2 separate regions of the Homo sapiens genome follow, and region 1 is linked to region 2. The links are chromatin contacts, found by Hi-C or POLR2A ChIA-PET in ENCODE. All regions are on one chromosome and are shown on one strand. Each heading gives the region's core, a stretch centred on a gene start or an enhancer-like site at or near the end of the contact. The rest is flanking DNA. Distances are from core to core; before and after follow the strand shown.

Region 1 (5,176 bases), core at 171-2,670, 110 kb before region 2:
GTGAGATGTGATAAAACGTTATGAAGAAGGCCAAACCACCGGCAGGAAATGCTGCACTGTTAATTTAGCAGAGAGTGCGTTATGAAATATTAGCGATAATGCCAGGGAAATAAAAAGCAGCATTAAGGCAAAAATATGCCACAATTGGAGTAATGTATGCAACCTATCCTTTCTACTTTGCATTCATTTCTCTGGCAAAATTAGTCAGAAATTATGCACGCTTTGAATTATGCAAGTTTTTCAGGACCACATGCTTTGCATAAAACTCTACTGCCCTGAGGTTCTCAGTGGGTGGAAGAATGAGTGACCATATTCTAGGGTTATCTTAGGCCAGGCCGTTGTACCCTCCTGTCCTAGGTGGGGATGAAGTGACCTCATGTGTAAAATGGGACCGTTGGACTGGCTTGTCTTTCTTTCCTTATTAGACTATGTCGAGACAGGCACCATTATATTTCTGCCCCAAAGGTGTCTTTTTCTGGACGGATCCCACAGCTGATACCAAACTTGTCTTTATTAACTGTGAGGCTGGCCATTCAAACACCAGGTGCCAGAGAGGGTCCCTCACTCATCGGAATCCGGGTGGGATGAATCCTCGGAGGCAAGGTCCCTCCACCTTCACCCTAGAGTCACACAGAGACTTGCCCTGGCGGCTGGTGACAGGTGGGCGGGAGAAGAAAAGGCCCCTGGGGAGCAGGAGAAAGCCAGGTGCCATGGGGACCCAGCGCCGCTGGAGGGCAGCACCAGCACACAGCTGAGGCCGCCTCTCCCGGAGCCCGGAGGGAGCTGGGTTCCGGTCGCCAGCGGTGCCCGGGTGAGCAGTTCACCCTCACGTCCCTGCTCTGACGAAGTTTCCATTCTTCTGGAGAAGACAAAATAAACGTGAACAAATGAACAAGTGTGCATTGTCAGGCAGCAAGTGTTGGTACAAACAAGATAGTGGTGGGGGTGGGGACACCGTTAAATAGGGGCCAGGGAGGCCTAACCCGGGAGGGGATAGCTGAGATGCCACTTGAGTGGAGAAAACAGTCCGAGATCTGAAGGTGTTCATGGAGAGGGGAAGGGGCCCCTAGAGGAGTCGGGAAAGCCTGGGTCAGGGAAGACGAGAAAACTGAGGAACAGAGAAGCCAGGTAACTTACCCAGGGTCATAGAGCCGGTGAGCTGGGGACAGCGCCTGTCAACGCCCCAGAGCCTTCCACGGCACTGGTTTCTCCGACCTTCCTCTCTAAACAGGACCGTGACAGTGACAGTTTCTGCCCCACTCCCCATTTCTGACCGCAGTCCCCATAAGGAAACAGGGCAGGGATCACTGGCTGTGAGCCCAGCAAGTCCCCTCCCGTGGCTTTCTCAGTTATTAAATGGAAGGGTGGGTCCCCCCATAACTCCGAAGCTCCCCTCTCTAAGCGTCCGCGGGCCGGGAACGCCTGAATTCTGGCTCCCGAGCACCTTCTTGTGGACAGTTTTGGAATCACACGCTCAGCGAGAAAGGGTCGTGGGAAAATGGTCTGTGCTAATTTCGGAGAGGCCAGTGGATTGGAAGGTTATCACTGAGGGTGGGTGCACGTGTGTGTGTGTGTGCGCGCACGTGCATGCGTGCATGCATCTGTGTGCCTGTGTGTGTTGGTCTGTGTGTGAATGTACCTCTGTGCGTATCTGTGTGTATGGTTGTGTGTGAGCACATACTGCCCGAGCCTGTGTGTGTGTGAGTGTGTGTGTGCACTAATGTTTGTTTATATGGGCACAGGCACACACATGTCCATGTCCATGTGTGTGTACCTGCATCTGTATTTTTTCGTCTGGTGTATGGGCTTGTTTTTGTGTGCCTGCATGCATGTGCCCATGTGCGTGTGTGTTTTGGGAACTGGGACACAGAGGATGATATGAGAAGTCCCCAGTCTTTCTCACAAAGGCCTAACCACTCTCCCTGAAGCCAGCTTTCTCCCCTACTTGCTTCTGTCTGCACCATCACCTGAGTTCTCCCACCTGAACTTTTCACCGACATTTTTGATGATTTTTCTGTTTTGTGTCCGTTGAGGCTCATTTGAATGTTACAGATCATAGCTCAAGAAATGATTCTCAGGCCGGGCATGGTGGCTCATGCCTGTAATCCCAGCACTTTGGGAGGCTGAGGCAGGTGGATCGTCTGAGGTCAAGAGTTCAAGACCAGCCTGGCTAACATGGTGAAACCCCGTTTCTACTAATAATAACAAATTAGCCAGGTGTGGTGGCGTGTGCCTGTAATCCCAGCTACTCGGGGGGCTGAGGCAGGAGAATCACTGGAACCGGTGAGGCAGAGGTTGCAGTGAGCTGAGATCCCTGGGTGACACAGCGAGACTCCGTCTAAAAAAAAAGAAAGAAAGAAGTGATTCTCCTCTAGTCTACTCACCCAAATCATGAGTTTCACTTCTCAGGTGGGCTGATCACCCACTGTCCTGTTGAGACCTGGGGACTTGTACAAAGTCGTACCCTGGAGGGTTGAGCAGAAAACCAGGCACATAGTAACTAAGACAATGGCGCGTTAGCAAAGCACTCCACACATCCCGTTCACATGTGTGTCTTACTTGACTCACAAACTGATCTTTCATCCTTTTTTTTTTCCTTTTTTGTGGTGAACAGGGTCTTGCTATATTGCCCAGGCAGGTCTCAAACTACCGGCTGATCTTTCAAGCCTAGGCAAGGTGAGGCTAATTATTCCCATTTTACAGATGAAGACACTGAGGCTCAGAGAGGGAAATAATGAAAATAGTACTGCAGGAACCATCTAACCAATATGCAAACTCTCTCATCCAGTTTTCATAACATCATCAATTCCCTTCTTTAAAAGACAAGGAGATGGAGGCTTTAAAAATGTAAGGCGAGTGCTTAATGCCATATAGCCAATCAGTAGTTGAGGCAGGATTTGAATCTCGCTCCAGAGATTAAAGCCCAAGTCCTAAACACAATGGCAGGCGTGAGGGCCCTGGGCACACACTGACTCAAGCTCTTTCAGCCACACACTGTCCCTTTGCCATGCCTCTGGGGTCCTAAGAACATCCTCCTCTGAGCCCACAGGGAGGTCATTCCCCATCCTGGGTGCCCCTGCTCCTCTCCCAGATGCGGGGCAGGTGAATCTTGTAACCTGTGTCACTCTCAGAGGCTGAGATGGGGACTGAGCATTAATTATGCAATAACCTCGCTGTGGTGTGCCTAATTGTCTGATAACCATAATTGAATCTTATGGATTACACCAACATTATTGCAGGGAGCAGCTTAAGGCAGTTAACAGAAGCTGCACTCACTTTGTGATATCTTCCTCCTGTCTCCTTGCTGGCTGGGCTGTGAGTCCTTTCCTGGGGGCTGAGGGAGGCCTCGAGGTGCAGGGGGCAGGCAGGAGGTGAGTGACAGCACAAATGTCGCATCACCTTATCCCCCCGAGGGCACCATCTTCCTGGCTGAGAAAAGTCTGTGTGGCAGGTGGAATTATCATTTTGTAAATGAGAATGTGGCATCAGAAGGCTGAGAGACTCTCCCAATTTCAGTCTTGCTCATTGCTACTGGTCCTTGCTAGCATCATCTGGGACTGTTTAGACGTGCAGCATCTCAGCTGGGCTCGGTGGCTCACGCTTGTAATCCCAGCACTTTGGGAGGCCAAGGCGTGTGGATCATGAGATCAGGAGTTTGAGACCAGCCTGACCAACATGGTGAAACCCCGTCTCTAAAAATTAGCTGGGCATGGTGGTGCGTGCCTGTAATCCCAGCTACTCAGGAGGCTGAGGTAGGAGAATTGCTGAACCTGGGAGGCGGAGGTTGCACTGAGCCGAGATCACGCCACTGTACTCCAGCCTGCGTGACAGAGCAAGACTCCGTCTCAAAAAAAAAAAAAAAAAAAAAGAAATGCAGCATCTCAGGCCCCACCCTGGACCTACTGAATCAGAAGCTGCATTATTTTTTATTAAATGAATTTTTTTTCTTTAAAGAGATGAGATTTTGCTCTGTCTTCCAGGCTGGAGTGCAGTGGTGCGATTGTGGCTTGCTGCAGCCTCGAACTCCTGGGCTTGAGAGATCCTCCAGCCTCAGCCTCCCTAGTAGCTGGGACTACAGTCGGAGCCACCATGCCTGGCTCTCAGAATCTGCATTGTAATAGCATCTCAGGTGATTTATTTTCACGTTGCCGTTTGCTGAGTGCTGGTTTATGTAATTATTTATTCATTGCCTATGTGGGATCCATTGCCCTTTCTTGTGTCAGCAACACCTTGACTTCCATTTGGGAAATAACCCTTCTTCCCATATGGGAGACCCCTAGCTGTACCCTTACTCCTACCTCCCTCAGGCATTGACCCCAGGCCAGGCCAATGAGTCAGTTCCAAGATCTTTGAGGCACTGTTGAGGAAGACGTGTTTGATGGAGTTTTGCTGAGGCTTCTTCATTCCCTCCCTCCCTTGCATGGTTCACTGTGGGTGAATATTCTTCCCCACACCATCCATGGTGAGCTCAGCCACTGACTTGCTTTGGTCAATGGAATGTCGGTAGAAGTGATGATGTGTGGGTTCCAAGCTAGGCCTTAAAGAAGTATCTTGTGTTTCCGCTTGCCCCTCTAGAGCTCCTGCCCACCATGAGAAAGGAAGGTACACCCAGGCGACCATGGCACCTTCATCTGGAGTCCAGGATGGAGACTGTGGGGCAAATTGAACCTAACCAGAGACTGGAGTCCAGCCTAACTCTGATATTAACAACCCCCCAACTAACCTGCAGACCCATGAGTATGAAAGGAATGGTTGTTATAAGCAACTGAGATTTTCAGAGTGCTTGTTGCATGGCATTGGTGCAGCAGACACCTGACTGGTATAAAAGACATACTTTCTTTCCAGGGGGATTGCTAAGCTGAATTTGGATTTTAGGTGTTATCTTGTCACTAGGAAAGCAGGGCCTGCCTAAGGGCAAAACCAACCCAGAGGGAAATGGAGCTGAGATAGGATGAGAGCCCTGATCATGATGACAGCCTTTGTTTTCATGGATCCAGCCTCACAGGAGTTAGTCAACTCTTTCAGTCTCAAGGAGTAGAGAGCTGAAACTTCGCTGGCTTAAACCCAAGAAGGAATTAGCGGCTCACATAGCTCAGAAGTCTGGAGGTGATGTGGGTTTCAGGTGAGGCTTGAATCAGTAGCCCCTGGACCAGTGTCCTTGTCTCTCCACTCTGGG
Region 2 (5,016 bases), core at 1,517-4,016:
TTTCCTCATCTGTAAAACGGGAATGACATTGGTTACTTCAAGGGGTTATTTTGAGAGTTAAATAAAATAATTCACACAAAGCCAACAGCACAGTGCCTGGCCCATCTTGAGACCTCAAACATTAGCCACTAATATTAATCTCCCTCCTGTCCCATAAATGAGCCCACCCAGCTGCTGTTTCCTTTCACAGGCTCTCCTGCTCTTCTGCCTTTTTACATTCCAACCATCTCTTAAGCCTCAGTTCAACTCTCTCCTCCTCCAGGAAGCCCTCCCTGAATGGCCCTCCAAGGGTCCACCTCCCTCTGACTTCCAAGGCTAAATTTTTTTGTATTTGATTGTATTTGTAGTGACTTTTCTTTGCTGCTTCATTGTGTAGGATCCAAACTCCTTGAGCACAAGCCCTTTGCTTCTGTTTCCCCCTCCCCCTTTTCCCCACGGCACCTGTCACAGTGCAATCCACACCATAGGCACTCCTAAAACACCCATGTTTGTCAAGTGGGGGATTCCAGGAAATGGGAGACAGAATCCTAGTGTTTCTGAGAGCGGGTCTTTTGTCTATTTTTAGAGTTTAAATGTTCTTCAAAAATTTCCCAAATTCCACTCTGTCTTTACATTACAACCACACCAATCTTTTCATGTCAGCCAGATGTACTTTTCCCTCCTCTCTACCCGAAATACACCAGAATTTGAAAAATGAGGCGCTGGATCTGGTAGTGCAAGATAGAGAAAGCTTTCTCTAAACCCTGACTATTCTCGTCAGCCTGAAAACTTGGGGAGGGATTAACTCTGGGTGAAAAGGAAGGTTCTGATGGCTCAGCCCAAGGCTATTAGAGCTTGGTTTTTTATAGAGGGACAGTCACGATTTGGAAACATGAAGTCTTAGCTTTTGGAAGGTCAGCACCACTCTTGTTAGGCATCTCAGTACGCTGCCACTCCCTGGGTGGGGGTGGGGAGGGGGAAGGCAGGTGGAGAAACAGACTTGGTAGCCTTGGAGTCAGGACTGAGGACTGACTCTGCCATCCCAGGTGCTGTGGCTACAGGAATGCGCACTGGAAGGTGCTGTTAGCCCCTCCAGCTTGATGGGGGTGGAGATGGGGGAGAGGAGTTTATAGTTATGAGTTTGCAATTGTGACCAAGATAAATGACCATTTGGTCTAGTGGGACCCTTGGGGCAAGGGCCTTCATACCATCTGCTCTGGGTGGAGAGAGGGAGACCTTCTTGATGACCCGAGAGCCCAGTCCTCCAGGGAAGTGCAGCTGTCATGTTCTCCTCTTGGCGAGTGAGTGAATGTTTGTTCCTGGCTACCCTGAACGCAACAATGTGCAATTATTAAGTACTCACCCCCTTGCCAGACACTGCTGAATGCTCTACACACATTACCATCCAGTGTTCACAACACCCCTACAGGGTGAGGATCAGTACCTCTGTCTTCTGGATGAGGAAACTGAGCCGCAGAGAGGCTGATCACTCACACAAAGTCACCCAGCAAACACACAGCAGGTTCCTCTGACCCAGGAAACTGCTGTGCTAACCATTCTGCTGTGCTTCACTGTGTGGGATGGAGGCAGCAGCTGCTTGCCCATACATCGGGGACGAGGCTTTCCCAGAATGCCTGGAGTTTTCAAGCCATCCACTGCTCTCTGCGCCCCAGTCCAGGAGTGATGGAGAGCTATAGTCGGGAATCAGAGATTCCAGGTGGAGATGAAGGCTGACTGTTCCTCTGCTTCAGAAATAACCATTTGGTCAGAACTGAGGAGCATCAGAGGTTCAGCCAGACAAAGCACCTTCCTAGTCTCCAGATGAGGAAACAGGCCACTGGGGTGGGCAGCCTCAGTCATGTCAGATGTGGTGGCAGAGCTGGGACTCCTGGCCGTCCTCTCCAGCCCAGGGGCCACTGATCACATGATATTGCTCTGCTCATGCACCCTGCTTCTCCTCCACTCCACTCTGAGAGGTTCATCAACCAGTCCCTGGTGCCCATGAAGGCCAGGCCTGTGGAAGATGCTCAGTCAATATTTGTGCAGAGGATACAGGCCCAAGGTGCTCGGCTGGCCAGCTCTGTCCCCATCCCTCATCCATAAAAGCAGTGGTGGCTCCAGATTGCCACCTAGAAAGCCAGGGGCAGTCTGGTAGGAAGAAGGTGGGCAGTGTGGAGGAGCGGCCTAGAAGACGGTCAGCCAGCAAACCCACTCTAAGGTCCCATTAAGACACCCCCTGACCCTGCCCAAGAGGGACAACTGCAGCGGGGACAAATGATTCATCCCCACACTTGAGAAGCAGAGGGGCGGGGAAGGAGGAAAGGCTAGGGGTGTGTGTCAGGGTATTGCACACAGAGATGGTTGGCTTCAGTTCTGGGTTCTGAAGTCCCTCTGTGCCGCTGGCTGGGCAAGAGGTAAAGGACAGCTGGGCCAGGGGCCAGGCTGGGACTCCAGCAGGACTTCCGCGGCGAGGGGCGCTGGGGGGGCGAAAGGCTTTGGCGGCCCGGCCAGCAGCGCCCTCGGGGGTAAGGGGAAGGGAGGCTACGCGGAGAGGTGCCAGAGACAGCCGGTGCCCTTGCCCGCCGGCCGCCCGAAGTCCGGGTGGTGGGCGTGGCTGCCCCCGGCGGGTGGGTGGGGGCGGGCTCCGGAGCCTGGCTGCGGAGTGGGTGTCCAGGGCGCTCGCGGCTGGGGCGGCGCGGGGGGCGGGAAGGCGCGCGCCGAAGGGGTGGGGAGGAGAAGGGGCGGGCGGCTCGGGGGTGGAGCCGGGACCGCAGCGCCTGCCGCTCGCTCGGAGCTGTAGCCGCCGCTGCCGCCGCTGCTCTTGGCTCGGGGACGCGGGCGGGCGCTCCGAGAGGCTCTGGTGCCTGCGGCTGCTGCTCTCCTCCGGCGCCCGGGGCTGCGGCGCTCCGGGTCCCGGCCCCTGTCCCGGCATCTCTCGGGTCCCTGAGCCCCGGCCCCGGGTCCCGCGTCCGGCCGGAGAGAACGCACTCAGCTGCTCGAGCCGCCCCGGGCTCGCGCCCCCGGGCCATGAAGAGGGGCCCGTGAGGCGCGCGCGGAGTCGGAGGAAGAGGAGGGAGGAGGGAGGCCGAGGAGGAGGGCGCGGGAGGCGGAGGATGCCGCCGCGGCTGCTGCCGCCGCCGCCACCCGCGGGTCCCCGGCGACCCTGACTCCAGACCCGAGGATGGAGCCGGCGCTGGGCGCTGCAGCTGCTCCCGGCGCGTCCCCGACCAGGTATTGGCCGGGCCCCGCGGGCTCCGGGGCGGGCGGGAGCGGACACTCCGCCGCAGCAGCCGGGAGGGGCGCGGGCGCGGTGGGAGACGCCCCTCCGCTCGGGGACAGCAGCTACCGGCGGTGAGCGGAGGGGTGGCGGCGGCGAGGAACGGCGGCGTGTTGGGCGCAGGAAGGGGCTGCCGGGGCTGGTGGCCGGTGAGCGCCGCGATCACCTCAGCCCTCCCTGCCCCCATTCGAGGAGGGCAGCAAACTTGAGACGCGCGGTGGCCCCCGAGGCGCTTGGCTCCCCTCCGCTGCGGAGCGCACTCAGGGGCTGCTCCGGGCTCACCGTCCCACGACCCGCCTGGCTCGGGTCTGCGGAGGCGCCTTGAGACCCTGAGGTCCCCGCGCCCGCACCAACTTTCCAAACCCAGCTGCACCCGGAGGCGGGGGCGCCGCTCCCTGCTTCCTGCTCCCAGCCCTGGCCCGGCCTCCGCACCCAGACCGCTGCGATGAGCTGGGCCCCTGTGGGGCCGGAGCCGCCGGATGGTGCAGAGCCCACCACGGAAAGCCGGAACAACCCTCCCGCTCTTCTCTGGGTAGGACCCGGGGATCAGCCCCTCCCAGGCTCCAGGGACCCAGTGCTGGCTTTCGCGGTAACAGCCCAGAGTAACCCTAGCTGGGATGCTGGGCGTTAAAAGGCCAGGCTGCCTGAGGAAGGTAAGACCCGGGGGTCGTCCTGGAGTGGCACCTTGGCCTGATTTCAGGTGTGCCCCCTCCCCCACCCCGGGCCTGCCCTTTCACAGGACTGCCTTCCTCAGCTCTGGGGCCGGCTTCCTCTTGGTGGACTTAAAACTGCTCTTCGGCAGCGGACTCCCTAGGAAGGGCCACTCCTAGGGTCCAGGTGCCTGAAGACGGGCTTGGGCCGGCCATTGACAGGGAGCTGGAGGCTGGGGCAGGGGAGGTGGCTGTCCAGTCAAGGACAGAAATTCAGTCCAGCAACTTCTGGAGGGGTGGGAGGAGCTGGGGGCAGGCTTGGGCGCAGGAGTCAGGCACCCTGGCTGGGAGGAAGCTGCTTTGACCAGCACAGGGACGTCAGAGGCAAGCAGGTGGGAACGAGTGGGCCAGGTGTCTACCTCCAGAGGTTCCTCAGCCCCTTGCAGTGGGGCCTGCTGTCTCAGGCAGAGACCTTACCTGGGCAGGCAGTTCCCAGGCTCCTGTCCTCAGCAGTGGGGACACTTCCAGGCATCATGATGACCCTGTTTCTTTTTCAAAGTGCTTTCATCGTCATGACTCACACATCACATTCACCAGGGAGGTATCAGGCTTCCAACCTATTCAATTCCCCTCCCTACCGGGTCTTTAGGGAGCTGCTGGGGAAAGGAATGGGTGGATTTGCCCTTGAGCCTTGAACCCCTGCAGGAGGCCAGGAGCCTGGCATGGCACCTTTGATTTTCCTGTTGCCAGTCCCTCATCCTGGCGGTGAGCAGCCCTAGGCCAGGATGCTTCACAGTGATGGGGTGGGGAGGGGAGGGGCACCAGGGAGAGCAAGTCTCTGCTAATCATCCCCCAAACTCTGCTGGGTCTTCAAAATCATGGCCAGGTGCCACCCCCAGCCCCCTTCACTCAACACCCGGCTTCCCCATCTCAAAGCAGAAACGCATTTTCCCTAAAATCCAAATCTCCCTCTTTGCTGAGTAGTTGCAATGCTTTTGGCCAGGGGTTTCCTCCCCAACATCCAAAGTCAAGCTTCCCTCTGTCCTGGCCCCTGAGCCATCTCTGTGAGTCACAGGCCCCTGCTGGGAGAGGGATGTATCCCCCTGACCA

What was found. A loop is a pair of places that touch in the nucleus more often than their neighbours do. ChIA-PET counts read pairs that join two places held with the same protein, here RNA polymerase II (POLR2A). Pooled maps may share reads with other maps.
Region 1: a map of heart left ventricle shows a loop between it and region 2 (6-fold over the local background). The contact joins the promoter of LINC02716 here to the promoter of CHST1 in region 2. A Hi-C loop is called at or near these places in 54 of 168 maps with a recorded cell type or tissue (Caco-2, GM12878, K562 and 27 more), 25 of 37 single-sample maps with no recorded cell type and 43 of 50 pooled maps. POLR2A ChIA-PET finds 5 or more read pairs at or near these places in 2 of 52 experiments (HEK293 and activated T-cell).

What each region holds. Positions count from the first base shown.
Region 1 is chr11:45,767,676-45,772,851 of GRCh38, reverse strand. It overlaps LINC02716 (long intergenic non-protein coding RNA 2716), which reads right to left and starts at 1,420. Exons shown (of 2, transcript NR_027134.1): 1 at 1,138-1,420; 2 at 494-859. RefSeq lists an enhancer at 1,227-1,728.
Region 2 is chr11:45,663,372-45,668,387 of GRCh38, reverse strand. It overlaps CHST1 (carbohydrate sulfotransferase 1), which reads left to right and starts at 2,766. Exons shown (of 4, transcript NM_003654.6): 1 at 2,766-3,210. RefSeq lists an enhancer at 4,924-5,016.